Regions from separate parts of the Homo sapiens genome. Here region 1 is linked to region 2. A link is an interaction called in ENCODE POLR2A ChIA-PET data of the cell type or tissue named here. Cell type or tissue: B cell. All regions are shown on one strand. Each heading gives the region's core, and the rest is flanking DNA. Links, peaks and the distances in the headings are about the cores only. Region 1 has its middle 17 kb from the start of CDC42SE2. Region 2 overlaps CDC42SE2 (CDC42 small effector 2).

Region 1 (16,406 bases), core at 6,726-11,725, 54 kb after region 2:
CACTGCAGCCTCTGCCTCCTGGGTTCAAGCAATTCTCTTGCCTCAGCCTCCCGAGTAGCTGGGATTACAGGCACATGCCACCACGCCCTGCTAATTTTTGTATTCTTAGTAGAGATGGGGTTTCATCATGTTGGCCAGGCTGCTCTTGAACTCTTAACCTCGTGATCTGGCCTGGGCCTCCCAAAGTGCTGGGATTACGGGCATGAGCCACTGCGCCCGGCTCTCTCGCAATCTTTTTATAGTAAAAGTAACTAAATTATGGCATACAATAGACCAATGCTGTCCTACAGAAATATAACTCAAGCCACATATGTAATTTTAAATTTTCAAGTCACTACATTAAAAAAATGTAATTTTAATAATATAATTTATTTAAAATATTGTCATTTCAACATGCAATTAATATAAAATGTATTAATGATATATTTTACATTTTTTAAACTAAGACTTCAAATTCAGAATTTTTTATACTTACAGCACATCTCAATTCAGAATAGCCATGTTTCAGGTGCTCAGTAGCAATGTGTAGCTAGTGACTATGGTACCCGACAGCTTAGTACTAGACTTTAAATAAGTATTTCAGCAAATTCTCCTTTACTCTTTGTCAATTCTAAAATAAACATAAATAAATGATAAGCGATAATTATAAATATATGAGCACACACATACACATATTTCCCATTCTGGCACACAGCAAACTTAGAAGATTTTTTTTTTTACCCATCAGTTCTTGGTTATAATGAGTCACACTTCAATCAGAGGATCAGGGTGTAAGTGGTACACAGATTTCTAATTTCATTTCCAAAACATATGACAAATCGAAGCTACATAGTTAAAGTAATACTTGGCAACCATGATAACTAGGTTAAAACAAAAATCTATCTTGCACTGTAGAAAGCATGTTGGCTTCATTGCTTTTTAAAGTAACTTCAGTAGATGATTATATATTCATGTCATTTGCTTTTCCTTTAAAAACATTGGACTAGACTTTTGGTTCTACATAAGCTTTTTTCTTTCTAAGTTAACCTACCCATTATGCAAGAATGAAGACTAAAGCAAATCAGAAATGGTGGGTAATAGGAGCAATGCACAGCAGCCACCTAAAGACTTACTATTTCTTTTCTTTTCTTTCTTTTTCTTTCTGTCTCTCTTTTTTTTTTTTCGAGATGGAGTCTCACTCTGTTGCCTAGGCTGGAGTGCAGTGGCGCCATCTCAGCTCACTGCAACCTCCGCCTCCTGGGGTCAAGCAGTTCTCCTGCCTCAGCCTCCCGAGTGGCTGGGATTACAGGCGCTGGCTACCAGGGCCAGCTAATTTTTTTATTTTTAGTAGAGATGGAGTTTCGCCATGTTGGCCAGGCTGGTCTTGAACTCCTAACCTCAAGTGATCCACCCGCGTCAGGCTCCCAAAGTGCTGGGATTACAAGAGTGAGCCACCGTGCCCAACCAAGACTTATTATTTCTATACACATGTGAAAAAATCTGTGGTGTGCCCCAGGGCCTGCTGGGGGGAGGTGCGGGGCTGGGGAAGGGATAGCATTAGGAGAAATACCTAATGTAAATGACGAGTTGATGGGTGCAGCAAACCAACGTGGCACATGTATACCTATGTAACAAACCCGCACGTTGTGCACATGTACCCTAGAACTTAAAGTATAATAAAAAGAAGAAAAAATCTGTGGTGTTTCCACTGAACAGAAAGCCCTGTGAAATCTTCAGAGATGATTCAGACAGTGGTGTTTCTCCTAAAGTGGACTCAGAAAATATAGGACACATCCGAACATGCATAATGCAAGGTGGAACACTGAAAGTGACTATGAGAGATTCCCAAAAAAACCTAACGCAAGTATTTGTCAAAAGACAATCCTTCATAGTGAGGAAGAAAAGTTTCCTAGAAAAGTATCCTTTGTAAGAAGTTCTTTTTTTAATTTTTTTTTATTTTTAGACAGAGTTTCACTCTTGTTGCCCAGGCTGGAGTGCAATGGTGCAATCTCAGCTCACTACAACCTCCGCCTCCTGGGTTCAAGCGATTCTCCTGCCTCAGCCTCTTGAGTAGCTGGGATTACAGGCATGTGCCACCATGCCCAGCTAATTTTTGTATTTTTAATAGAGATAGGGTTTCGCCAAGTTGGTCAGGCTGGTCTCAAACTCCTGACCTCAGGTGATCAACCCGCCTCGGCCTCCCAAAGTGCTGGGATTACAGGCATGAGTCACTGTGCCAGGCCTGTAAGAAGTTCTAAAGAATGGTCTTTAAGGGAGAGTTAATAGGATCAATTCAATGCAACAGATTTTTGCTGTCCACCTATTGAGTGGCTATAGTAGGTAGTAGGGATTTCGTGATAGAAATCTCTATCCTTAAGCTGTTGGGATGGTGATGAAGAATGGTGGAAGACAATCCAGCAATTTAGCACTGTTATGTATTCCAACAGCTCTTTTCACCTCATACTACCTCTGACATCCCTTCGCCACTGAGGTATTCCCAAGCTCACCTCCCGTACACCCAAACAGCTTTTGGCTGCTTCTCTTTTTTTTTAGGATATGGCTCTTTATCTTGACCTTGCTCTCAGACCAGCCTTACCATGCGATGAGTGTTTCATTCTCTGACAGAGGTCCTGCAGCCACATGCAGACTCTGCCCATCTTCTGCTCTGGCTCTATCTCTAGTCAGGAAGCTGCTGAATCAAGAAACTGCCACCACAGCTTCCGGCTCCAGCATTACCCTTGTGCGAAGAGGAAGTTGCGCAGTTTAGAAGTATTATCACAGAGATAGATCTAGTGGAGGAAATTTGACTTAACCTGTGTGGGTCCAGAAAGGATTCCTAAAAGAGCAGATGCTTGAGAGGAATTACCCGAGAATGGAGGGAAAGTTGAAATTCTCTGTGCGTAGAAGAATAACATGTATAAAATCAGGAAGATATGAGAGGCTGATGCCTTTAGGGAACTAGAGAATGAGTTCAGGGCTAGAGGAAGGGTGCATGTGGGCCCAGATGATGCTGGACCTGCAAAAAGAGGCACTAGATCATGATAAGGAGTTTTTTGTTGTTGTTGTTTTTGAGACGAAGTCTCGCTCTGTCACCCAGGCTGGAGTGCAGTGACGTGGTCTCAGCTCACTGCAACCTCCACCTCCCTGGTTCAAGCAATTCCCCTGCTCAGCCTCCCGAGTAGCTGGGATTATAGGCACACGCCACCACGCCCGGCTAATTTTTTTTGTATTTTTAGTAGAGACGGGGTTTCACCATGTAGGCCAGCCTGGTCTTGAACTCCTGACCTCAGGCAATCCACCCGCCTCGGCCTCCCAAAGTGCTGGGATTACAGGCGTGAGCCACCGCAACTGGCCGATAAGGAGTTTGACTTTATTTAGAATATGATAATGAGCCAGGCAGGAGGACAAAAGGTACTAATGATGTTGCTTTAAGAGTAGATGTTGCTTTAAGAGTAAAGTTCAAATATATGAACATATGCTTAATGTATCATACAAAACCTTTGAACTTTAAAATAGTCTTGCTTTACTTTAATTAATTATCCTTGATAAGCTTCTTGTAACCTTCATTCATAAAGGATAGTATGTGAGAACCTGAAATTATAGTACCTACATGATTCCTTCCTTCCTTCCTTCCTTCCTTCCTTCCTTCCTTCCTTCCTTCCTTCCACTCATTCTCTTTTTCTTTCTCTCTTTTTTTCTTCTTACTTTTTTGAGACAGGGTCTTGCTCTGTTGCTCAGGCTGTAGTGCAGTGGCACAATCATGGCTCACTTCAGCCTTGACCTCCTAGGCTCAAGCGATCCTCCTGCCAACTCAGCCTCCCAAGTAGCTAGGATCAGAGGCGTGTGCCACCATGCTCAGTTAATTTTTATTTTTTTGTAGAGACGAGGTCTCACTATGTGTCTAGGCTGGTCCCGAATTCCTGGGCTCAAGTGATCCACCCTCTTCGGAATCCCAAAATTCCGCAATTACAGGCACAAGCCACCATACCCAGCCCCTGGTTTATTTTTTATTAATTGGAACAGTTTTATACTAGCTGGAGTTATCTCCTTAGAAGAGTAATTGCACACATATGGGATTCAACCTGGGCAATGTTATTTCCATGTGGCAGTCTGCTATTCATGTACTGTTTTCCAGACAATTTTTTTTCTTTTTTTAGTTTTGCTTTCTCTCACAATATAAAATTGCATATTCTATCTTACTAAAAAGCATGTTAAATGCAAAGATAAAAATATAAGAACCTGTTAGAAGAGGCTGATGACTTAAAAGAGAAAGGAAATTAACTTACTTGATGTTAACATTTTGGCTGTTTGACAAGCTGATATCAGGGAATTTTCTAAATGGGGAAAAGATGAAAGTTTTCTTGAAAATGATTACCTTTAGTAAAAAGAATTATCTCCACAGTGATTTCTTGGTGTAGAAGAGAAAGAATTCAAAGAGGATTATTATGCCCTTCTACTCCAGTCAAGACCTGCCCAACATATTCTTTTGCGCACTACAAAAGCATTTCAGTTCTACTTTCATATTCTGTTAACAGATAAATTGTAATTGAATAAAACAGATACACAAAATGTTAAGTCATTTATTTGTTATTGCTAATCATTTCTTAGCTTTGTTTTTATATAGTTTTATTGTATCTATATATTCTTTTAAAATACATTTAAAAAATTTAAAATTAATGAAATTTTTAAAAGCAGTTTTAGGTTGACAGAGTGGAAAGTACAGAGAGTTCTCATATAACCCTACTTCCCTCTCTGTCCGTCCCTCCAATTCCCCCTTTTGTTGACATGCTGGATTCATGTGGTATATTTGTTGTAATTGCTGAGCCAATATTACCATAGTATTTTTTAAGAGACCCTGGGATCTTGCTCTGTTTACCAGGCTGGGCTCTAACTCCTGAGCTCAAGCAATCCTCCTACCTCAACCTCCCAAAGTGCTGAGATTACAGATAGAGCCACCACGCCTGGCCCAAGCTATAGTTTTGTTAACTAAAGTTCATAGTTTTTACATGAGGGTTCACTCTTTTTATTATATGTTTTGTGGGTTTTGACAAATGTGTAATGACATAGTATCATCCAGAATGGTTTCACAGCCCTGAAAATCTCCTATGCTCCACCTATTCATTTCTTTTTCACCTTCCCACCTCCCCCTACCCTGGCTCCACAGTCCCTGGCAACCATTGATCTTTTTACTGTCTCCACAGTTTTGCCTTTTCCAGAATGTCATATATTTGGAATAACAATATGATTTTCAGATTTACCTATTTCACTTAGCAATATGTATTTAAGTTTCCTCCATGTATTTCTGTGGCTTGATAGCTCATTCTGAAATTGTTGTTTCCTCTATGTAATAGTGTAGAACCTATTCTTTTCAACTAACATGTGTCAATATAAGTTCACATTGTTGCTGTCTCTGTAAATTACTTATTTTGATTGTTGTATAATATTTTCTGTTGAAATGTACCACAGATTATTTATCCACTCTCCTGTAGATGGGCATGCATCTGGGTTGTTTCCAAGTTTTTGCTTTTGTAAAAAGTGGAGCTATGATTGTCCTTTTACCTGGTGCCTGTTGTATATGTGCAAGAGTTTCTCTTGATGTATACCTAACAGTAGAATTGTTGACTCATAGGGTATATGAATATTCAATTTGGAGTGATAATGACACAATTTGCCAATTTGCATTTTCTGTTTTTGTTGTTGTTTAGTACCCATTATGCCCCAGAACCAACTTTCATTTTCATAAGCAATGGATCCACAGCCTTCCCAACACTTAGCACAGACTCCTTAAGTTGCTGCCTTTTGAATAAACGTAAAATGATATCTCCCTATGCTCTTTTTTTTTAGAGACAGCATCTCACTCTGTTGTCCAGACTGGAGTGCAGTGGTACAATCATAGCTCACTGCAACCTCGAACTCCTGGATTCAAGTGATCCTCCCGCCTCAGCCTCCTGAGTACCTAGGACTACAGGCATGCACCACCACACCCAGCTAATCTCTGCAGTCCTTATTTGCATTTTTCTGATCAATAAAGCTGTCGAACAAAAGTTCTCAATTTTAATATTGTCTAGGAGATGTTAATTACAAAGAGTTTTTAACTTTTGTTTTTGACAGTAAAGTCATCAAATCAAATGGAGGAGATTTTGTATATAGTGCCAGGTAGGAATCCAGTTTCTTCCTGCTATATTTATTAAACAGATCCTCCTTTCCTCATTTTTCTGACATGGCATCTTTATCATATATCAAACATTTATGTGTGGGTCAGTTTCTAAGATATCCATTCTGTTTCATTGGTTAATTTATTTTTTGCTGCACCAATCCCACACCATCTTATTAATTTTAGTTTCATAATAAATATTAATAGTTACTGGGACAAATCCTCTCTCCCTGATACTTCTTTAGAAATAACCTGGCCGGTCGTGGTGGCTCACGCCTGTAATCCCAGAGCTTTGGAAGGCTGAGGTGGGCAGATTGCCTGAGGTCAGGAGTTTGTGATCAGCCTAGTTAACATGGTGAAACCCAATCTCTACTAAAAATACAAAAAACAGCCAGGCGTGGTGGTGTATGCCTGTAGTCCCAGCTACTCGGGAGGCTGAGGCAGGAGAATCACTTGAACCCAGGAGGCAGAGGTTGCAGTGAGCCAAGACTGCACCACTGCACTCCAGCCTGGGCAACAGAGCAAGAGTCTGTATCAAAAAAAAAAAAAAAAAAAAAGATGTAACCTGGCTATTCATGGACACTTATTAATCTTCAATATATATATTTTAGAGTAATCTTATCAAGTTCCATTAAAGCTCTTGTAGGAATTTTAATTGGAATTACATTGGGTATTTTGATAAATTTGGGGACAATTGATACATTCATAATAATAAGTCTTCCTACACATTAACACAGGTACAGCTCTCCATTTATTCAGAACTTTTTCGTGTTTCTTAACAACGTTTTATAATAATTTTCCGTAAAGAGGTCTTGGCTAACTTCTGTTAGATTTATTCCTAGATAGTTGATATTCTCTGATATTACTGTAAACAGTTTATTCTCTTTATGTTTTCTAGTTGTTTGTTGCTAATATGTAGTAATGCAATTGACTTTTGTTTCACATCAGATATCTTGTTAATTTGAAGATTATTTGGGGTTTTCTAGGTAAAGAATCATATCAACCACAAATACAGTTTTATTTCCTCCTTGCCAATCCTTATGCCTCTGTACTTGTTAGGACCACCAATGAAGATTAAACAGAAAAAATGACAGGGGAATCTTCATCTCATTCCTGTTTTAAAAGGGAATGCTTCTGCCGGGCATGGTGGCTCATGCCTATGATCCCAGCACTTTGGGAGGCCAGATGGGCGGATCACAAGGTCAGGAGTCTGAGACCAGCCTGACCAACACGGTGAAACCCCGTCTCTACTAAAAATACAAAAATTAGCCAAGCATGGTGGCATGCGCCTGCAGTCCCAGCTACTCAGGAGGCTGAGGCAGGAGAATCGCTTGAACCTGGGAGGCAGAGGTTGTAGTGAGCTGGGATCGCGCCACTGTATTCCAACCTGGGCAACAGAGTGAGACTCCATCTCAAAAAATAATAATAAAAAAATAAAAAAAAGGAATGCTTTTAATATTTTCCCATTTAGAAGGATGTTTCTTTAGATTTTCTAGTATAGATACTCTTAATCAAGTTAAGGAAGTTTCCATCTATTTCTAATGTACTAAAATTTTTTAATTATTTAAAAAATTGTAAATAATTTTTAAAATTATGAATAGCTATCAAATTTTGTAAAATACTTGTTTTATGGCTGGGCATGGTGGCTCATGGCTGTAATCCCCAGACTTTGGGAGGCCAAGGCAGGAAGATCACTTGGAGCCTGGATTTCAAGACCAGGCTGGGAAAACAAAGAAAGGACCTGTCTCTACAAAAAGAAAATTAAAAATTAGCTGGGCTTGTTGTGCTTATAATCCCAGCTACTTATGAGGCTGAGGCGAGAGTATCACTTGAGCCCAGGAGTTCCAGGTTACAATGAGCTATGATCCCGCCACTGCACTCCAGCCTGAGTGAGAGTGAAACTCTATCTATACAAATAAATAAATAAATAATTGTTTTACATTTTTTTTTTCTGAGACGGAGTCTTGCTGCGTCATCAAGGGTGGAGTGCGGTGGTGCATTCTCAGCTCACTGCAGCTTCCACCTCCCGGGTTCAAGTGATTCTCTTGCCTCAGCCTCCCAAGTAGCTGGGATCACAGGCGCCCACCACCATGCCCAGCTAAGTTTTTTGTATTTTTAGTAGAGACAGGGTTTCCCCATGATGGCCAAACTGGTCTTGAACTCCTGACCTCGTGATCCACTCGCCTCGGCCTCCCAAAGTGCTAAGATTACAGGCATGAGCCACCTCGCCCGGCTGTTTTACATTTTTAATATGATCATACAGCATTTCTATTTTAATCTGTTGATGTGACAAATTATATACATACATTTTCTAATATTAAACTATTGGTTGTAGGATATTACCTTTTTAAAATACATTGTTGGATTTGATTTGCTAATATTTTGTTTAGTGTTTTTGCAAAAATACTAAATACTATTTGTCTCAATAAAAGGTACTACTAAAAACCTAGCAAGAGACATAGAACAAAAGATTGAGGAAAATCTACAAAATGAAATGGAATTAAAGCAAGTATTTAAGAGGATTGGTGCACTGGGCATGGGGGCGCACGCTTGTAATCCCAGCACTTTGGGGGACTGAGGCAGGCAGACCACCTGAGGTTGGGAGTTTGAGACCAGACTGGCCAACATGGAGAAACCCTATCTCTACTAAAAATACAAAAATTAGCCAGGCATGGTGGCACATGCCTGTAGTCCCAGCTACTCAGGAGGCTGAGGTAGGAGAATCTCTTGAACCCCGGAGGCAGAGATTGTGGTGAGCTGAGATCACGCCATTGCACTCCAAACTCTGTCTCAAAAAAAAAAAAAAAAAAGGATTTGAGTGAAAAATATAGGTATGGAAGATAAGAAAAGAGATCCAACATATGCATAATTGGTGTCCTCACAAACATGGACCCTCACCCACCCTGAAAAAGAACCATCATACGTATTTAAAGACGTAAATCAAGAAAAATTATTTATCCAGATAAAAGGTAACCTAACTCTATTATGGACCAACCTACATGAAACATATCCTAGCAAAAAAGTTATTGAATGTCAAAAACCAAAAAAACCTGGCAAAAATTTAAGTCACAAAAATTGTGTCTGTGATTTCTTCTTTTTATTTTATTTTATTTTTTTGGGACAGAGCTTCACTCTTGTCACCCAGGCTGGAGTGCAATGGTGATCTTGGCTCACTGCAACCTCTGCCTTCTGGATTCAAACAATTCTCTTGCCTCAGCCTTCTGAGTAGCTGGGATTACAGGTGCCCACCACCACTCCCAGCTAATTTTTATATTTTTAGTAGAGAAGGGGTTTCACCATGTTGGCCAGGCTGGTCTTGAACTCCTGACCTCAGGTAATCTGCCTGCTGCAGCCTCCCAAAGCGCTGGGATTGCAGGCGTGAGCCACCACACCCAGCCTGATTTTTTTATAGCCCTGACTAGAAGTCAATAAAATAATATCCTCAAGGAACCCAAAGTCCTCAGGGAAAGAAAGCATGACTCAACAATTTTATGTCCAGTTAAATTGTTTTTCAGGTATAAAAGTAATAGAAGTACAATTCTCAATATGAAAGAATTCAGGCAATATAACCCCTGTGAGTTCTTCTTGAACAAACTACTTGAGGATTTACTTTCAGCCAAGTGAGAGATGGAGAAACTGCAGCAAAAGGACAAAATGTGAAGTATTGAATTCATTTAGCTGTCATAGACTGTAAAATAGACTATATAGACTAAAACAATAGACTAAAATAAAAGTCAAGTTTATGGTTAAAGATAAAACATAAATGTCATAAATTCTGATGTTCAAGGAATGTTACTTTTAATAAAAGTAGAAACAGGAAGAAAAAAGAAGGTAAAGGCTCAAGTAACTTCAAGTAATATGATTAAGAAAATTCATCTGACACTGGGATTTTTAAAGAAGCTCTCCAGGTGATTCTAATATGCAGGAGAATTTAGGCACCATTACATTATGAGAATAACATTAATTACTCACCTGTTTAAGTCCCAGTGAACCATGGTAAGCCACCAAACACTGTTAACTTCTATCAGCCTTCAGAACCCTTTAACTAGACCAGGGGACAGCAGTGTGTGACAACTGGTATGTTAAACATTATGTGAGAAGACTAAGTATTTTTTTTTCTTCTTCTTGGTATGACACATTGTTTCAATGTACAATCTTGGTAAGAACAGGCTGTTCTTGACTATGAACCTGGTCAATTGTTATAGCAATCACCAACAAGGGTTACATTGAATAAACCCAATCAGTATGTCAGTACCCAGAACAGTATCAATTATGGTGACTGACAAAAGAACAGTAGGCACAGCACAGACTAAAAATAAATAAATTAGAAAGCAAACACACCAAAACCCGAAAATAACCACTTGTAAGAGCTGGTATCTAGAAAATTCAAGAATGTTTGTTGCCTCCTCCTTGGGAGAAGTTGGGGACCAGCTCCCAGACATTATCTTTGTCTTTTCTTTCCTGTTTTCATAATTATTTTCTGATTCCATTCTGGGTTTTCCCACCAGTCTATTGGTTGGTTTGTGGATTTGCTCCCATAAGGCCAGCTGCAATTCTGAGCAGCCACTGGTAACCACTATCTTAGCTTTGCCATTACATTTTCTTTGTATACTTCAGGAACAGCTCCTGCTGTCCCTTATCATGATTCCCCCCAGTAATTTTCCCGCAGTAATTCTGAGTCCCCCAACTTCAGCCATAAAAAATACACATTTTCAAGTTTGTTTGTTTTTGCAGTGAATCCACCCCCCTTCAGAGTGATCTGCATATTTTTAATTTTTGAGGGCTGGTGGGCCTTGTTGCTGTGACCTAACCCAACAGGTCTTGGAGCATATTCCTCAGCAGCCCCTCTTTTTTTTATTTTGAGATAGGGTCTCACTCTGTTGCCCAGGCTGCGGTACTGTGGCATGATCTCAGCTCACTGCAACTTCTGCCTCCCGGGTTCAAGCGATTCTCTTGCCTCAACCTCCCGAGTAGCTGGGAGTACAGGCATGTGCCACCATGCCCAGCTAATTTTTCTATTTTTTGTAGAGACAGGGTTTCACCCTGTTGGCTAGGCTGGTCTCGAACTCCTGGCCTCAAGTGATCCACCTACCTTGGCTTCCCAAAGCGCTGGGATTACAGGTGTGAGCCACTGTGCCCGGCCTGAAGATGTTTTTTGTGTGCTTAAAATTGAACATGTTTTCTGCAGTTGAAGTTACAGTGTTCCCCATATGTCCATTAAGTCAAGTTTGCTAACCATATTGTTCAAATCTTCTTTATCTTTTCTGGTATTTTGGGTCTTCTTATTCTATCAGTATTGAAAAAAGTAGATTCATATCACCCACTATGATTATAATTTTGTCTAATCGTATTTGTAGTTACATTTATTTTTGCTTTTTAGATGTTGGGGCCACTTTATGAAGTCCATACAAATTTAGAATTATTCTGTCTTTCTGGTGAATTGGACCTGGGTATTTTATCATTGTGGAATGGTTTTCTATCTCTAGTACTACTTTTTGTTTTAAAGCCTGAAATTATTAAAGCTACATCAGCTTTCTTATGATTAGTATTTGCATGGTCAAAGTTTTTCCATTCTTTTGCTTTCAACTTCAGGATCTTCACTGAAAAAAGTGAGAGTTTACTGAATTCTAATTTGACAGCCATTCTATTGTCTTCTGGGTTCCATTGCTGTTGCTGGGATCTAACTATGGCTCCCTTAAAGGTATAAACTGCAGATATGAGCCTGGGCAGCAGGAATTTCAGCTCAGACAATTCATCCGCTTTCTCACAGACTGAGATTATGAGTCTGCTGGGCTAAATCAGAAGTTACTTTACAAGCAACTTTAAATTTGTATTGAAAACAGAACTTCTCTATTTTCACCAATAATCATTGTTTTAGGAATGACCAAATTCTGAGACCAGGATTGGCTACATAATTTGTAGGGCCCTGTGCAAAATGAAAAATGCAGGGCTGCTTGTTTAAAAATTATTTTACTTTATTTTTTTTGAGACGGAGTCTCGCTCTGTCACCCAGGCTGGAGTGCAGTGGCGCGATCTCGGCTCACAGCAACCTCCACCTTCCGGGTTCATGCCTTTCTCCTGCCTTAGCCTCCCGAGTAGCTGGGACTACAGGTGCCCACCACCACGCCCGGCTAATTTTTTGTATTTTTAGTAGAGATGGGGTTTCACAGTTTCACACTTTAGCCAGGATGGTCTCGAGCTCCTGACCTCGTGATCCACCCACCTTGGCCTCCCAAAGTGCTGGGATTACAGGCGTGAGCCACCGCGCCCGGCCAAAAATTATTAAGAATATCAACTTGGCAATAGCAAAACATTAAGCCTAGTGCAGGGTCCTGTGCAACTGCACATATTGCATACCCATGAGGCTGCCTGTGTGAGAGGGACTATGCTTGCTGAACTCATCTGCACAAATGGACTTATTTGTTCCATTAGGACTGCAGTGAAATTCAAAAGGAAAGAAAAATACAAAAAATGAGTCATAAGATTACTCAAAGATTTCATTTTAGAGGTCCACTGTCCCTAAAAGGACTAAGGATGAGTAAGTGCTTATTGCTCCAGGAAGTTCTCAACAGTTCTGGGATCCTTTACTAGTAATTTGCATGATTGTAAGAACTAGGCTTAGATAATTTCCTAACCAAAAATCAGTGCCCTGTGCCCTTTGTTCACAATGTTGACATGACCAGTATGACTGATACACCACCTCCCTTGAACCTTCTGGGAGGCTTTTCTCAGTGTATAGTTCAGGCACCATTACTTACCCTAGAAAAATGAAGACTACTGCAACTAGAAAGAATCTTGGAGTGTTGGCCAGCATCCAGTAAGAGGTTCTTAGACCAACATAGCCACCTAACCTTTGAATCCTGGCTGCCTGAAATTTTTGGTTACGTTAAAAAATGATCAAACAAGAGCATACATATTAAGTAGCTCCTGTCGTATAGGTGGTGGCTGCCAGAACTTGTGGACAGATGTGATAGAAATGAATTTTTTAATTATATAATTTTGAACTATTTAATTCAGCTAAAATGACACCAGACCCATTTGATGAATAAAAAGATTGCATGAAAAAAAGGAGTCATAAAATTTTAAGAAGAAATGGATAACCTTCTTGCAAACATGAAAACTTTTTCTAGAGAGAATATATAAACAAATGACTTCTTATGATTCTCAGCTGTTGACTTCAGAAGGCCACTTATTCTGATTATAATAAGCAAGCAGAATGTCAGAGATGAAAGGACTCGCTTTTGTTCAATTTACTACAAACGTCACCACTTGTAAGAAGGTAGTACTGAAGCAGAAGGAAAAAAGAATCCAGAATTCAGTTCTGTTTTCTGAACATTTTCTCATGTTTTGGTTTGGTAAAGGACAACTACTACCCGTCCTTTAGATTTCGCTGTGGAAATAATAACTTAGATGAAACAAATGCATACCGGCAAGTAAATAATAGTTGTGTGATGTATGCCTGGAAGAGTATCAAGCCAAAATAAAATTCAGATATCTGATAAGATACCAGGCTTTCATTAGGTGGGGCAAATGAATAGCAATACTATTATTCATTCATTCAACAAATGCTTATTGAATTTTTACCATTTGTCAAGTGGCAAGATAGTGAAAAATAAAAGATTTTTATATATACAATCTTGCATATATGTAATCTATTATATAGAAGATTGCATAATATATATAGTACCAGAGATTAAAGAAAGAGGAAAAAGGCAGGCAAAAGGACTAGGAAGTGGACAGGGGTTAAAATTTTAAATAAGGTGGTGGTCAAGGTAGACTTCACTGAGAAGATGACATTTGAAGAAACGCTTGAAGAAGATGCAGGAATTATGAGAGTTTGAGTGTTTGTGTATATGAAGAGATTGAAGATAAAAGAGAAGAAATCAATAATGGAAGAAAGTCTGGGAGGTGAGAAGGGGGTGAATCAAGGGGTGTAGGCAAAGGGGGTGTGCTCAATAAAGGGGAAAGACAATTCACTTTCTGAGATCAGAGAAAATGACCTAAACATGAATTAAGAGTAAAAGGGCAATTGTAACTTGTTGACTTTTATACAAAGTTAAGGTCATATTAGCAACCTTAAATCCTGTGGGATGTGATGAAGTCTAAAGAAATAGTGATGATAATTAATAGAAAAAAGAAAGGTAAAAATATATAACTTTGAGGCCTGAGGTATAGCATAAGGAAAAACAAGCTTACTTTAGAATAATGCCCGGATAGGTTCAGTGTTTAATAAATTATTATGACAGCTTATAAAGAAAGCACCAAGCAAAATAAGGCCATGACTTTATAACCATGAAAAAAACATAAAACCGCTGGGCGTGGTGGCTCACGCCTGTAATCCCAGCACTTTGGGAGGCCGAGGTCAGGAGATCGAGACCATCCTGGCTAACATGGTGAAACCCCTTCTCTACTAAAAATACAAAAAACTAGCTGGGCGTGGTGGTGGACGCCTGTAGTCCCAGCTACTCAGGAGGCTGAGGCAGGAGAATGGCGTGAACCCAGGAGGCGGAGCTTGCAGTGAGCCGAGATCGCGCCACTGCACTCCAGCCTGGGCGACAGAGCAAGACTCCGTCTCAAAAAACAAAAACAAAAACAAAAACAAAAACAAAAACAAAAACAAAACCCATAAAACCATCTGAAGGAAATTCAGGAAACTAAAGTTATCCACCATACACCAGAAATGTATCATCGATAAACACTGGTCCCCAGCAATGAAACCAAAAATGAATTAGATTATGGCATATATTTTTCATTTTCTGACAAAAGAGTGTTTCCAAAATCACTGATATGAGCACACTGTTTTCCAGAACTAAGCTTTGGGACAAATTCACCATAAGCCCTTTTATGTTTAAAAGCAATTGGGAATATAACATATATTTTTACCATGATTTTATTAAAACTGGGGAATTGCTACTCAAAACTTTATAAACCAGAGGCTGCAACATCAAATCATGGTGAACAAAGGTGTAGGTCACTTATTCTGTGATGATCTCACAATGCAAGGATGTTTACTCTTGGAGAAACTTGCTTAATATACCCCGACGCGTTTGTGTTTTGTTTGTTTGTTTGTTTAACAAAGAAACTTGCTTAAGTTCTGAATAAAATCTACCTGAAGCTCAAAGCAGAAGGCTAAGAGTTATGTTTGGTTTCACCTTAATATTATAAATGCACTTTTCTGATATCTTTTATAAGGTTCTAAAACAAATGGACAGTAGATATTAAATGTAGTTTGACAGGTAGCCAAACAAAAATAAACATACAGAGAAATGTTAGGAGAGAAACCCAATACTGCTATATTTATGAATGAATGACTAGAATGGAAATGTAGTTTAGATTCTGAGCTAAGACAAAACATAACAAAAATTCATGAATTTTTAAATTTAGAAAACTGTTGCATAAAACATGGAGAAATAGTTAAAGTCTGTAACTGAGCCTATAAGAAAGACAGAAAATTCCCTGGTGCCAGAAATTGCTGATAACTGATTTCTAGAGTGGAAAGTGTATGAACTGATACTAAGATAGATTACTGGATACAAATGTTCACCCCAATAGCCAGAGGGTGGGGTTTAACAATCAAAGGAGAACATAAAATATAGTCTTGACCCTTCTAAAGCAGGGATATAAAACTGATACTTCCTTAAGAAAGCAATGATCTAATGAAGGAGTTCCCCTCTAGGAAAGAGGAATAGAAAAACTGTCAGATAAGAGTCAAGGAAGCTCGCTCTAAGCTGGACTCTGTTTGGGATAGAGATCCCCTTCCCCAAATGAGAAACCAGACTTAAAGTTAAGCTTCTTCCAGATGAGGAATCTGAATTTATTCTACCCCTATGGTGAGGGAAGTCCAAGCTGAGGCATTAATATTAAAACTGATGCAGGACCCCAGTGAAAAATACCTAGGGTGCCTGGCAGAAGCAAACACAAAACTGCTCTATAAGGTTGTTCTTTCAACAGTGGTCCATGAATTTTACACTGAAGCTAGGTTCACAATAAAAAATGGCAAAGTCACTCAAAATACACAATAAAAAAACAACAAAACATATAAAATTAGATTACAGTCCCTCCAAACACAATAAACAGGAGGATAAGCAACCTTAAGGCCTTGAGTTATAGAAAAATATTTCTTTTTTTCTTTTTTGATACAAGGTCTCGCTCTGTTGCCCCGGCTGGAGTGCAGTGGTGTGATCATGGCTCCCTGCAGCCTTGACATCCTGGGCTCAAGTGATACTCCCATCTTAGCCTCCTGAGTAGCTGGAATTACATGCATAAGCTGCCA
Region 2 (14,887 bases), core at 5,949-10,948:
CACTCCTATTCAACATAGTGTTGGAAGTTCTGGCCAGGGCAATTAGGCAGGAGAAGGAAATAAAGGGTATTCAATTAGGAAAAGAGGAAGTCAAATTGTCCCTGTTTGCAGATGACATGATTGTATAGCTAGAAAACCCCATCATCTCAGCCCAAAATCTCCCTAAGCTGATAAGCAACTTCAACAAAGTCTCAGGATACAAAATCAATGTACAAAAATCACAAGCATTCTTATACACCAACAACAGACAAACAGAGAGCCAAATCATGAGTGAACTCCCATTCACAATTGCTTCAAAGAGAATAAAATACCTAGGAATCCAACTTACAAGGGATGTGAAGGACCTCTTCAAGGAGAACTACAAACCACTGCTCAAGGAAATAAAAGAGGATACAAACAAATGGAAGAACACTCCATGCTCATGGGTAGGAAGAATCAATATCGTGAAAATGGCCATACTGCCCAAGGTAATTTACAGATTCAATGCCATCCCCATCAAGCTACCAATGCCTTTCTTCACAGAATTGGAAAAAACTACTTTCAAGTTCATATGGAACCAAAAAAGAGCCTGCATCACCAAGTCAATCCTAAGCCAAAAGAACAAAGCTGGAGGCATCACACTACCTGACTTCAAACTATACTACAAGGCTACAGTAACCAAAACAGCATGGTACTGGTACCAAAACAGAGATATAGATCAATGGAACACAACAGAGCCCTCAGAAATAACGCCGCATATCTACAACTATCTGATCTTTGACAAACCTGAGAAAAACAAGCAATGGGGAAAGGATTCCCTATTTAATAAATGGTGCTGGGAAAACTGGCTAGCCTTATGTAGAAAGCTGAAACTGGATCCCTTCCTTACACCTTATACAAAAATCAATTCAAGATGGATTAAAGACTTAAACGTTTGACCTCTAATTAAACTAAAGAGCTTCTGCACAGCAAAAGAAACTACCATCAGAGTGAACAGGCAACCTACACAATGGGAGAAAATTTTCGCAACCTACTCATCTGACAAAGGGCTAATATCCAGAATCTACAGGGAACTCAAACAAATTTACAAGCAAAAAACAAACAACCCCATCAAAAAGTGGGCGAAGGATATGAGCAGACACTTTTCAAAAGAAGACATTCATGCAGCCAAAAGACACATGAAAAAATGCTCATCATCACTGGCCATCAGAGAAATGCAAATCAAAACCACAATGACATACCATCTCACACCAGTTAGAATGGTAATCATTAAAAAGTCAGGAAACAACAGGTGCTGGAGAGGATGTGGAGAAATAGGAACACTTTTACACTGTTGGTGGGACTGTAAACTAGTTCAACCATTGTGGAAGTCAGTGTGGCAATTCCTCAGGGATCTAGAACTAGAAATACCATTTGACCCAGCCGTCCCATTACTGGGTATATACCCAAAGGATTATAAATCATGCTGCTATAAAGACACATGCACACGTATGTTTACTGCGGCATTATTCACAATAGCAAAGACTTGGAACCAAGCCAAATGTCCAACAATGATAGACTGGATTAAGAAAATGTGGCACATATACACCACGGAATACTATGCAGCCATAAAAAATGATGAGTTCATGTCCTTTGTAGGGACATGGATGAAATTGGAAACCATCATTCTCAGTAAACTATCGCAAGAACAAAAAACCAAACACCGCATATTCTCACTCATAGGTGGGAACTGAACAATGAGATCACATGGACACAGGAAGGGGAACATCACACTCTGGGGACTGTTGTCGGGTGGGGGGAGGGGGGAGGGATAGCACTGGAAGATATACCTAATGCTAGATGACGAGTTAGTGGGTGCAGCATACCAGCATGGCACATGTATACATATGTAACTAACCTGCACAATGTGCACATGTACCCTAAAACTTAAAGTATAATAATAATAAAAAAATTAAAAAAAAAGGAAGAAGAGAAATTGTATCTGTTTGCTGATGACATGATCTTATGTGTAGAAAACCCTAAAGCCTCCACCAAAAAACTGTTAGAACTGATAAACGAAGTAAAGTTGCAGGGTACAAAATCAACAGACAAAAATCAGTAGCATTTCTTTACACTAACAACTAATAATCTGGAAAAAAAATTAAGAAATCAATTCTATTCACAATAGCCTCCAAAAAGTATATATATTTAGGATTAAATTTAACCAAGGAGGTGAAAGATCTGTAGGCTGAAAACTATAAAACACTGATGAAAGAAACTGTAGACAATACAAATAAATATAATGGTATCCCATGTTCAGGGATTGGAATCTTTAATGTTGTTAAAATGCCTACAATACCCAAAGCAATTTACAGATTCAATGCAATCTCTATCAAAATTCCAATGCTGTTTTTCACAGAAATAGAAAAAATAATCCTAAAATTCATATAAAACCACAAAAGACGTCAAACAGACAAAGCAATCTTGAGCAAAACAAAGCTGGAGGCATCACACTACCTAGCTTCAAAATCTACTACAAACTATAGTAATCAATACAGAACATACTGGCATAAAAACGGAAATACTGACCAACAGAACAGGATAGAAAGCCCAGAAATAAACCTACAAATTATGGTCAACTGGCTTTCAACAAAGTTACCAAGAACACAAAACAGAGAAAGGACAGTCTCTTCAATACAGCAGTCTCCCCTTATCTGTGAGGGATACGTTCCAAGACCCCCTGCAGATAGGAACCCTAGATATACTATGTTTATTCAATCTGATAAACTAGACAGCTATTAAGTGACTAATGAGCAGGTAGCATATACAGCATGGATATGCTGGACAAAGGATGATTTCCCAGGCAGGACAAGGCAGGACGGCACAAGATTTCATCACACTACTCAGGATGACACATAATTTAAAACGTAAGAATTGTTTATTTTGTGGAATTTTCCATACACTATTTTCAGATCATGGTTGACCAAGATTAACTCAAACTGCAGAATGCAAAACCACAGATAAGGTGAAACTACTGTAAATGGTGCTAGGAAAACTGGATATCCACAAGGAAAAGAATAAAAGTGGACCATTATCTCACACCATACACAAAAATCAACTCAGAATGGATTAAAAACTTAAATGTAAGACCTGAAACTGTCAAACTACTAGAAGAAAACATAGGAAAATAGTTACATGACATTGGTCTGAGCAATTTTTAGTTTTTTTAGATATAACCCCAAATATACAGGCAACAAAGGCAAAAATAAAACAGGACTGCATCAACTAAAAAGCTTCTGCACAGCAAAGGAAACAATTAATGGATTGAAGAGACAATCCACAGATTGAGAGAAAATATTTAAAAACCATTTATCTGATAAAGGGCTAATATCCAAAATATATAAGGAACTCAAACTGAATAGCAAGAAAACAACTTAATCAAAAAACGGGCAAAGGACCCAACAGACATTTCTCAAAAGAAGACAATAAACAGATGAATCTCAGCAAATCACAAGCAGCCAAGCTTCAGCCAATCACAAGCTGCCAACTGATCAGACCATGTTCAAATAAGGCAAAGGAGGAACTGTTAACTAATCAATCTATATACGTACTTGCTTCTCTTTTCTGTCTATACTTACTGCCCAGGTTGCACAGCAGAGCTCTCTGAACCTTTTCTGGTTCTGAGTGCTGCCCAATTCATGTACCATTCTTTGCTCAAATAAATTCTGCCACATTTACATTGTCTAAAGTTTTTCTTTTAACATAGAGACAAAAACTGGAAACAATTCATCAACTGGAGAATGGATAAACCTGTGGTATACACTACTCTCAATAAAAAAGAATGATTTTATACACCCATCAACATGGATTAATCTCAAAATAATTATGCTGAGTCAAAGAAGCCACACAAAGAGTATATACTGTATAATTTATACAAAATTCTAGAAAATAGAAACTAATCTCTAGTGGTGGAAAAGCAGATCAGCTAATCTCCTAGGAATGTGGGTGGGTGGGCAAAAGGAGGGCCTACAAAGGGCTGAGAAGAAACTTTTGGGGTATATTTCCAGTATCTTCAGTGTGGTTATGATTTCACAGGAATATACACATGCCAAAATTTATCAAGCTGAACACTTGAAATATATGCATTTAATTTTATGTTTAAATATTAATAACTGGTAGCAAGCCTGGTTAAAATGAAAAGCAAGATCCTTTTAATGCATTAAATTTGAAAATTATGGCCACAATCTTTCTCTTCAGAAAATAGCTCTTCCAAAAGTATATCTCAATGCTAAGGATCAGAAACACGATTACTAATCACAAAGAAAGCATATGCCAAAAACAGTACTCTAACTAACCTAGTATAATATAATTTGGCATGGGAAAAAGGAAATGTGGTGGATTTCAACATTGTTAATTCAATTATAGTCCAGAGTACCTCAGTCCTCCATTAAATTTGGTAGAAATTAGATTTAAAATACTGTCATTTCATTGTTGACCAAAAAGACATTTTACTATAATCATTCAATGAGTGTCATGTGGATACCGTTACTAAAATGGACTTCATATTCTGCTTAGAATTCATGAAAAAGTCATGAAAACAGATCCAATCTAACTGCTAAGCACTGGTATGCCTTGGTGCTTTTTGTATCATATTAAATGCCACCTCTATCCCTATCTACCTGTCATTTATACTGAAGAGACGGAGAAAAATGAATTATTTCCTTAGCTAAATTTAACCATTAAGTTTTATTTTAGGCCGGGTACAGTGTCTCATGCCTGTAATGCCAGCACTTTGGGAGGCCAGGGCGGGAGGATTGTTTGGGCCCAGGAGTTCAAGACAAGCCTGGGCAATGTAGAGAGACCCCATTTCTACAAAAAATACAAAATTTAAAAATTAAAAATAATAATAAATTAGCCTGGCATGGTGGTGCATGCCTGTGGTCCCAGCTACTTGGAAGGCTGAGGTGCAAGGATTCCTTGGGCCGGGAAGGTCAAGGTTGCAGTGAGCTGTGATCATGCCACTGCACTCCAGCCTGGGCAAGAGAGCAAGACTGTCCCAAAAAAAAAAAAGAAAATTATTTTAGACAGAAGCCAAAGTGTACACTCCATCTCTATGCAGAGATTTCTAGTCTCCAAGATAATCAGTCTCAGTTCCATCATATTGCTATGAAGACAAGAATGCATTTTTAAAGAAATTAAGTTATCCATGCTGTGTCTAAATACTTTTAGGGCAGTCACAAAGAAAAATTATGCTAGTTTTGCATCATCCCAAATGGCACAACTCCAATGAATGAGTACAGGCTGTATGTTCTACCTATTAGTACATCTTTCTGTTGTCACTGCTGCCTAAAAGTGGAATGTCCTGCCTTAGGGTATCTGTTATCAGAGGTCAGGATGTTAGGATCATGATTCAAAAGTCCTACTGATAGATGATTTAGACAAACTTTATTTAAGATTCCTTCCAAACCTCAGATCTTCTTATAAGTTAAAAATAAAATCGATTTTTAAGTGCCCAATCCACTACAATTCAAAAGTCTTAAATTTCAGCTGATAAACTACAAGAAGCCAAAGGCATAGGTCTTCCAGTAACATTTTGAGTACTTTCCACTTTTCCTCAAGAAACAGTAGCTTAAATTATCAGGCCTTGACCCTATTAAATCACTCTGACATTGAATGAAAAATAAGTACTTAAATATATGTCCCATTTTTATGCATGATCATTTAATGTCAAATACCAATTCCTTTCTTCTTCTCAAAGAAATACAGATCTGTCAGGGACAAATATAGACCTGTAAGAAATCTAGTTCAATTTCCTCACTTTACAGGCCCAGAAAGGTAAAGAAACTTGACTTAAAATCACTTAATTAGTACAATGTCTATTAGCACTGCAATAAATCACTGTCATTTATTTCCTCTGTGAATACACTGTAAAGAAATGCATATAATCATTCACTTAAACAGTTTAAGTGAAAAGTCATCTGGGCAATAATGTAGCCAGTGGCGACACTAAGACTCAACACATTTTTGTTTGATTCTTGCTATTATTTGCTGGTGCTGTTAACATTCCAAGACCATAAAAGTGTAAGATGTAGTTGAGTTACAGAAGTGGGTACAGGTGAGGGTAGGTGTAAATGAGGCAAAAACGTTAAAGGGGAAAGAAGCTATTTCTAATTGCTGGAATTTCAGAATCTGCTTGTCTTAAAAAAAAAAAAAAGAGTCATGAGGCAACAAAAACGGACTACTCCTGGTAAGTCATAATGATACAACCACTTTGTAAATAATTTCGCAACTTTCTTATAAAGGTATATATACATTTACCATGCTCCCCAACAAACCCACTCCTAAGAGAAATGAAAACATGTCCAGACAAAGAATATGGCTGAAGGAGGCAGTATAGAATAGCAGTTAAGAAAAGAGGTGCTGGTTGGACACGGTGGCTCAGGCCTGTAATCCCAGAACTTCGGGAGGCTGAGGTGGGTGGATCACTTGAGGTCAGGAGTTCAAGACCAGCCCGGCCAACATGGTGAAACCCCCGTCTCTATTAAAAACACAAAAATTAGGCTGGGCACGGTGGCTCACACCTGTAATCCTGGCACTTTGGGAGGCCGAGGCAGGCGGATCACCCGAGGTCGGGAGTTCGTGACCAGCCTCACCAACATGGAGAAACCCTGTTTCTACTAAAAATACAAAAATAGCCAGGCGTGGTGGTGCATGCCTATAATCCCAGCTACTGGGGAGGCTGAGGCAGGAGAATCTCTTGAACCCGGGAGGCGGAGGTTGCAGTGAGCTGACATCGCACCATTGCACTCCAGCCTGGGCAACAAAAGCAAAACTCCGTCTCAAAAAAAAAAAGCAACCAAAACTTAGCCGGGCAGTAGTGGCGCGTGCCTGTAATCCCAGCTACTTAGGAGGCTGAGGCAGGAGAATCGCTTGAGCCGGGGAGGCAGAGGTTGCAGTGAGCCAAGATCTCGTCACCGCATTGCAGTCTGGGCAAGAGAGTAAGACCCTGTCTCAAAAACAAAATAAAATAAAATAAGATAAAAAAAGAAAAAGGAGGTGCTGCTATCAAACTGTCTTCAGGGTTTGAAATCTGGCTCTGCCACTTACTAAGTGTACTGATTTCAGACAGGTTATTCCCCTCTCTCCATGCCTCAAAAAATAGGGGTATCAGAAAGGGAAGGGGGCTTAATATTATGATGATACATTATGCTAGCAATTAGCAAGTCAGAGTTGTTTTTTAGTCAGAGGACTTTTAACTTTTTTAATTTTTTTTTTTTTTTGAGACGGAGTCTTGCTCTGTCTCCCAAACTAGAGTGCAGTGGCGTGATCTTGGCTCACTGCAACCTCCATCTCCCAGGTTCAAGTGATTCTCCTGCCTCAGCCTCCCGAGTAGCTGGAATTACAGGCACGCGCCACCACGCCCGGCTAATTTTTATATTTTTAGTAGAGACAGGGTATCACCATGTTGATCAGGCTGGTCTCGAACTCCTGACCTCGTGATCTGCCTGCCTCGGCCTCCCAAAGTGCTGGGATTACAGACATGAGCCACCGCACCCAGCCCTTTTAAAATTTTTTAATTGAAATATAATTCTACATATTTATGGGGTACATAGTGATGTTTCAGTAAATAAAATGTATAGTGGTCGGGGTAATTGGCATACCCACCATTTCAAACATTTATCATTTCTTTGTGTTGGGAACATTCAATAATTCTCCTTTTAGCTATTTGAAGCTATATGTTATTAACTATAGTCATCCTCCCGGGCCATAGAACACTAGAACGTATTCCTCCTATCTAGTTGTAATTTTGTGTCCTTTAACCCCATCTCTCCTCTCTCCTTCTTCCCCCTACCCTTGCCAGTCTCAGAGGACATTTTAAAACACATATACACACCCACAGCAACGGTAGTGTACAATACAGTATTTAAGAGTTTATGTGTATTTTGTGTATGGTCAAATAAATATAGTTTCCAATTCTGACTGCCACAGAGAATTGTTGGGAGGTTACCTCCCTGAGATTTGGTTTCACTAACTATAAAACGAAGACAATGCCACCTCAGAGAATTATTGTAAGAATGTAGTAAGATGTATAAAGTGTTTACTTATTACAATGCTTGACATATCATAGCTAAAAAACGGAAACTATTTTATTATGCAATATGCACATTATAACTAGAATGACCATTCATCCTTCTTTGCTTGTGATAGTCACAATTTATGCCAATTTTTAAACATAATTTTTTTTTTTTTTTTTTGAGACGGAGTCTCGCTCTGTCACCCAGGCTGGAGTGCAGTGGCGCGATCTCGGCTCACAGCAAGCTCCACCTCCCAGGTTCACGCCATTCTCCTGCCTCAGCCTCCCGAGGAGCTGGGACTACAGGCACCCGCCACCACGCCTGGCTAATTTTTTGTATTTTTAGTAGAGACAGGTTTCAATGTGTAAGCCAGGATGGTCTCAATCTCCTGACCTCATGATCCGCCCGCCTCGGCCTCCCAAAGTGCTGGGATTACAGGCGTGAGCCACTGCGCCAGGCCTACAACATAATTATTAATGGCCATTCTCTATCTTGATATGTTCCAGTTTCGATGATAAATTATATGGTCACCCTAATTTATAACTAAAATACTGTCAAGATTTTTCCTTTATTTAGTTCTTTGTTCTCTTATTCCCTTTTTAGTGACATTTTCTCTTTCTTATCCAACTCACTGTCCCCCTTTTCCAACCTCTCTCTTGCTCTCACTTGTTCTCACTCCCCTTATCCAGGTGCTTGGCAACCTCAATGCTGCAAGTCCAGGTTCTGTGGTCCTAAACTCCTCAGTAATGGCATGTTTTTCAAATCTTATTTTTCTCAAATTCCCATCCATCCTTTCACTGAATTCCAGAATAAAAGCTAGTGACCCTAAAAACACTACCACGATCACCAACAATGGGATTAATATTCTAGTTCTCTAAGGATAACAACACTTTAACAGGAAACTCCAAGAGAGACAACACCTTAAGCCAAAGTAGAGAAACTAACAGCATAAATGTCAGATACTGTGACAGGCTGGGTAGGATAGACCATTTGAGAACTTTACTCTTCGAATCAAATAATTTAGGTGGGTTTCTACTAAATACCTATATCAGAACAGCCCTGATTCCCTCCTTTTTGCTGGTTCTCAGACAATCCAGTCAAAATACCAAAGGCTCAAAAACTAACATTACATTAATAGTTCTTAAGGGTTTTGTCCTATGCCCTCATCTTTCACTCTACAAATGCTCCCCTAGGTTATTTCAATCACTCCCCTGAGTTCGATTAGCATCAATGCTGATCGCCAAATCTACATTTCCAGCCCACAGCTGTCTCCAGCCCAAAGCTCTCCAGCCTAGTTGTCTTTTAATTTAGCCTCACACCCAGCTGCATGTAGTGCAGCTCCACAGGATGTGCTACCTCTGCTTCAAACTTTACTGAACCCTGCTTCTTAACTCAACTCTGCTTCTTTCTTACCATTACCCACCCCAATCCTATTCAATTTATTTTCATTAAATTCCCTCTCATCTACCCAGTTTACGAAGCCAGAAACAAGCATGTTATCCTTAACTTTTGCCTTTCCATCTCATCCCCCACAGCCAAACGGCCATGTTCTATTTGTCCAATCTGTTTCTCCCCAACACTAAGTCACCAGTAGAGTTCTAGGCACCACCATCATCTCTCAACGAATACCATAATAGCTGCTAACTGACCCCTGGTAACCACTCTTAGTCCCTCCAATTTGTTCCCCATTTTGGCTAGAATGATACTTCTAAAATGAATGTCTGATCATGTTATTCCTGACGTAAAACCCCCTTTAATGACTATTATCCTCAGGAAAGTCTCCTCGTATGACTTCTCAGGGCCTTTACCATTTGGTCCCCACATTTCTCTTCAACCTCATTTACTACCTCTTCCATTTGATACCCCATGACTGTGCCATCCAACCATTCTCAATTTCTTTCTGTTGCCTACAGGACATCACACTTACTGTTCACTTCTTTCTGTCTGGCATACTCTTCAGAACTTGATATGGCTATCATTTCCTTCAGGAATCATTCCCCAATCCCCCAAGTCTATTCAGGCCCTCTTCCAATATACCTTGTACCTTCCTTTCAGGGCATTTATATTACAGAGGTTATTAATCCTGGCTGCACCTCCAAATAATGGGAGAAACTTAGTCCCAGAATTTCAGATTCAGAAATGTGGCAAAATGGCATTCAATTCTGGGTGTCAGATTTAGCTTAGCAAAAAGCACAAGGGGAAGATATGACAGCCTTCAAAGATTTGTAGGTCTTAGCATAGCATGGGAAAGAGGAAGCCAACTTGTTATGGGGTACCAAAGATGGTGGTAACAAAGCCACTATGCAGAAGTTTCAGGAAGGCAATTTTTGGTTTAAAAAAAAGAAAGAACTATCTACAAGTCTAACTGCCCCCAAAAAGATACTGGGATGCCTAGAAAGTGGTGAATTCACAGTCACTAGAGGTTAAGTATCAGGGACCCTAAAAGAATTCCTATATTTGTGACGTCATACTAAATAATATCCACAGTTCAAATCAATTCTAAGATTCTATGGTACCTAAATTCATAAAATATTTTAAAGATGCCGGGCGCGGTGGCTCATGCCTGTAATCCGAGCACATTGGGAGGCCAAGGCGGGTGGATCACCTGAGATCGGATCACCTGAGTTCGGGAGTTCAAGACCAGACTCACCAACATGGAGAAACCCCATCTCTACTTAAAAAAAAAATAAAAATTAGCCAGGCATGGTGGTGCCTGCCTGTAATCCCAACTACTCAGGAGGCTGAGGCAGGAGAACCGCTTGAACCCAGGAGGCAGAGGTTGCGCTGAGCCGAGATTTTTCCATTGCACTCCAGCCTGGGCAACAAGAGTAAAACTCAAAAAAAAAAAAAAATTTAAAGATGACTAGACAGCAGCTGAATGAAAGCACATTACTCTAACCCACTCTAACAGGAAGCATAACTTCCTAAAAAATTAGATTTAACTGCCTATTTTACAAATAACTCAGTGAAACTACTCATAAAAATAGCTAAATACATTACGTTTTCGTGTATTAACTTTTTAAAGAAAAAAATGAAAAACTGTCATTAAGATTGGAAATAGGGAGAGTCTCCTAGTTTTTATTTGACCCTGTGTGAAAAGCCAAAAGAAACCAAGATGCTGATTTGTCGATCGATTATTTCTCAAAGGGTAAAATGACATCAAAAAGGCTTTTTTAGGATGTGGTAACTTTTATAATTTTTATAATTTTTAATTTTTATTTACTTATTTATTTATTTATTTTTGAAATGGAGTCTTGCTCTGTCACCCAGGCTGGAGTGCAGTGGCACAATCTTGACTCACTGCAAGCTCCGCCTCCCGGGTTCACGCCATTCTCCTGCCTCAGCCTCCCAAGTAGCTGGGACTACAGGCACCCGCCACCACGCCCAGCTAGTTTTTTTGTATTTTTAGTAGAGACGAGGTTTCATCATGTTAGCCAGGATGGTCTCGATCTCCTGACCTCGTGATCCACCCGCCTCGGCCTCCCAAAGTGCTGGGATTACAGGGGTGAGCCACCGCACCCGGCCAGGATGCAGTAACTTTTAAAAAGACTTTGTACACTAACAAATATTTGTTTTCTCATGTATACATGAGAAAGAGGGAAAGATGAGAAAGAGTTAAAGGTTTCTTAACGCCTTATGTAATTATAACAGTTATGGGTACAAGAAAAACAATGGAGAAGAATGGAACTAAATAACAGCCTCATTCTCTCTGCTGTCATATTTTATTGTATCTTCAGGTCAAAGTGATCTGGAAAGAAGCCATTTTTGCACGAGAAAGAACAAAAATGCAAAAAAAAAAAAAAAAGAATATAAAGTATTTAATCTGAAGTCATCCTTTTCCTATGACTTTTATAAAAAGCACAAAAAATGTCTAAATTAGTTACTGTCATCTTTAACTCACTACTATTTATATCTCCATACTTTTATTTTACAACTTAGAGAAAACATTCTACTTTCATCAAAATTTTAGTTTTAATAAATATGCTGCAATCTTAGGTTGGAGTTATTAAGAGAGGTGGAGTGGTCTTTTCTCCCCACAAGGAAATCTTTTATAATAATCTTCAATAAAAAAAAGAAAGAAAGAAAGAAAAAGAACTTGCAAAACATTATGTTTCCATACAACTTTACAAAACACATTTTCATATATGAAAGACTACTATAGAGAAGCAACATAATCAAACTGTAAAGCCTCTGTTATGGGTTGAATTTGCCCACTCCTCTCCCAAAAAGATATGTTGAAATCCTAACCCCCCCAGTACCTCTGAATGTGACCTTACGTTGCAGATGTTACTAGTTAAAATGAGATCATACTGGAGTAGAGTGGGCCCCTAATCCAATATGATTGTTGTCCTTTTAAGAAGCCAACAGTATGAAAACAGAGACACAGAAGGAGAAGGCCATGTGATGACAAAGGCAAGAGACTGGAGTAAAGCAGCTGCAAGCCAACGACTGCCAGCAAACCATCTGAAGCTAAGGTAAAGCAAGAAAGGTTTCCCCTCCAGGTTTCATGGGGAACACAGCGCTGTTGACACCCTGATTTTGGACTTCTAACCTTCAGAACTGTGAGACAACACATTTCTGTTGTCTTAAGCCACCTAGTTTGTGATACCTTGTTGTGGCAAACCCAGGAAATGAATACAGCCTCCATTTGATGAGGAGAGCAAAAAAAGTCACACAAATCTAAGTGTTATAATCATGTTCACTATAATCCATTACCCAATCAAAACAGGATTTTGGCCTTGCTTCAGTGTGGTCACTGTCTACATGGTCTCCAGCTCATCAAAACGGAATCCACGTTTCTATTAAATATCCCACTTATTCAGTATCTAGGCTAGACAGTTATCTAGGCCACCAAGTTTAATAAAAGTGTGTCTGTTTTCCCATGTGTTACAGGACAGTCGTGTTCGTATTTTATATTGTACATATTTTGACCAGATAGTACATACCCATAGTAAAACTGGATAAAAAGAAATGTGTTGGCCGGGTGCGGTGGCTCACGCCTGTAATCCCAGCACTTTGGGAGGCTGAGGCAGGCAGATCATGAGGTCAGGAGGTCGAGACCACCCTGGCTAACACGGTGAAACACCATCTCTACTAAACAAAATACAAAAACTTAGCCGGGCACGGTGGCGGGCGCCTGTAGTCCCAGCTACTTGGGAGGCTGAGGCAGGAGAATGGCGTGAACCCGGGAGGTGGAGCTTGCAGTGAGCCGAGATCGTGCCACTGCACTCCAGCCTGGGTGACAGAGCAAGACTCTGTCTCAAAAAAAAAAAAAAAAGTGTTTCACCCTCACTCTTCTGTCCACAAATCATCCTGTTCCCCGCTCCAGAGAGAAACATTATTACTAGTTTATTCTATGTTTTTCCAGTAAGATTCCATGCATTTATAAAAATACTATATATACTTATGTATGTGACGCATTTAAATGGTAGCATACTCTACACATTCTGAACCTTTTGTTAACCACTTCACATGTGTCTTGGAGACCATTCTGTATATGTAGAACTTGTTTTTCATTTGCAGTACAATATTCCATTATATGGATGCACCATAATATATTTAACCAATCCTCTACAGATAGACATTAAGGTCACTGCCAATACTTATCTTTATCACGATGATGCTGTAATAGCTATCTTTTTTTGTTGTTTTGGTTTTTTGTTTTGGTTTGGTTTTTTTTTTTTCAAAGTCTCAATCTGTCACCCAGGCTGGAGTGCAATGGCATCAACTCAGCTTACTGCAACCTCCACCTCCTGGGTTCAAGTGATTCTCATGCCTCAGTCTCCCAAGTAGCTAGGATTACAGGTGCCCACCTCCATGCCTATTTTTTTTTTTTGAGACTTAGTCTCACTCTGCCACCCAGAATGGAGCGCAGTGGCATGATCTCGGCTCACTGCAACCTCCGCCTCCCAGGTTCAAGCGATTGTCCTGCTTCAGCCTCCCGAGTAGCTGGGACTACAGGTGCATGCCATCACGCCTGGCTAATTTTTTGTATTTCTAGTATAGACAGGGTTTCACCATGTTAGCCAGGATGGTCTTGATCTCCTGACCTCATGACCCGCCCACCTCGGCCTCCCAAAGTGCTGGGACTACAGGTGTGAACCACTGCACCCAGCCTAATTTTTCTATTTTTAGTAGAGACGGAGTTCTGCCATGTTGGCCAGGCTGGTCTCGAACTCCTGACCTCAAGTGATCTGCCCGCCTCAGCCTCCCAAAGGGCTGGAATTACAGGCGTGAGCCACCACGCCCGGCCATGTACTGGCTTTTTATTATCCTTTCACTGAACTCTTTCTTTGCCATCCTATTTATAACTGCAATCTCCTGTTCCCTACCCTAGTAGTCACCATCTCCCTCCCATGCTTTATTTTTCCTCATAGTACTTTTTTAAGTTATCTGGCATTCTATATATTTCACTCATTTGTTGCTTGTCTACATCAACTAGAATGTAGGGCTCCATAAACACAAGAACTTTTGTCTCTTTCATTCGAAACTAAATCCCTAGTATCTGAGTGTCTGGCAAATAGCTAGTGCGCAGTATTTATTCAATAATTGAATGGTTTTATTTGATCCCAGAAAAGGGACAACATACCTTTCCTTCAAGGCAAAGTAAGTCACAGTTCCCAAACTGATGAGTAATTTGTCCTCTTTATCTTGTATTAATTTTCTATATTATGTCAAATAAAATTATTATATTTTTGTGTGATCCAGATTTGGATCACAGAGTATATCAGATTGGATATACTCTGTGAAGCCAGGAATTCCCAATTTAATTCAGCCTATCCGCTTAAAGATAATGTTTTCTGGTCTTTCTCAATATTGTGCGTACTTTTCAAACAGTGTATACTTGACTCTGC

Evidence for each region. ChIA-PET counts read pairs that join two places held together with the same protein. Peaks named below come from ENCODE experiments on the same cell type or tissue, not always from the same donor. Only the 100,000 strongest peaks of a DNase experiment are listed, where the experiment ranks them.
Region 1: POLR2A ChIA-PET joins it to region 2 with 10 read pairs; 7 of 35 experiments call an interaction of 5 or more read pairs at or near these places.

The regions. Positions count from the first base shown.
Region 1 is chr5:131,239,299-131,255,704 of GRCh38, reverse strand. It overlaps a transcript of CDC42SE2 not described here. Among named protein-coding and RNA genes, the nearest start is that of CDC42SE2, 17 kb to the left of the region's middle. In B cell, for the core only: no CTCF peak of the experiment used is centred there; no DNase peak of the experiment used is centred there; H3K27ac peaks cover 1,134 bases.
Region 2 is chr5:131,294,109-131,308,995 of GRCh38, reverse strand. The region is part of intron 1 of CDC42SE2 (CDC42 small effector 2); the gene reads right to left. Among named protein-coding and RNA genes, the nearest start is that of CDC42SE2, 37 kb to the right of the region's middle. In B cell, for the core only: no CTCF peak of the experiment used is centred there; no DNase peak of the experiment used is centred there; H3K27ac peaks cover 3,218 bases.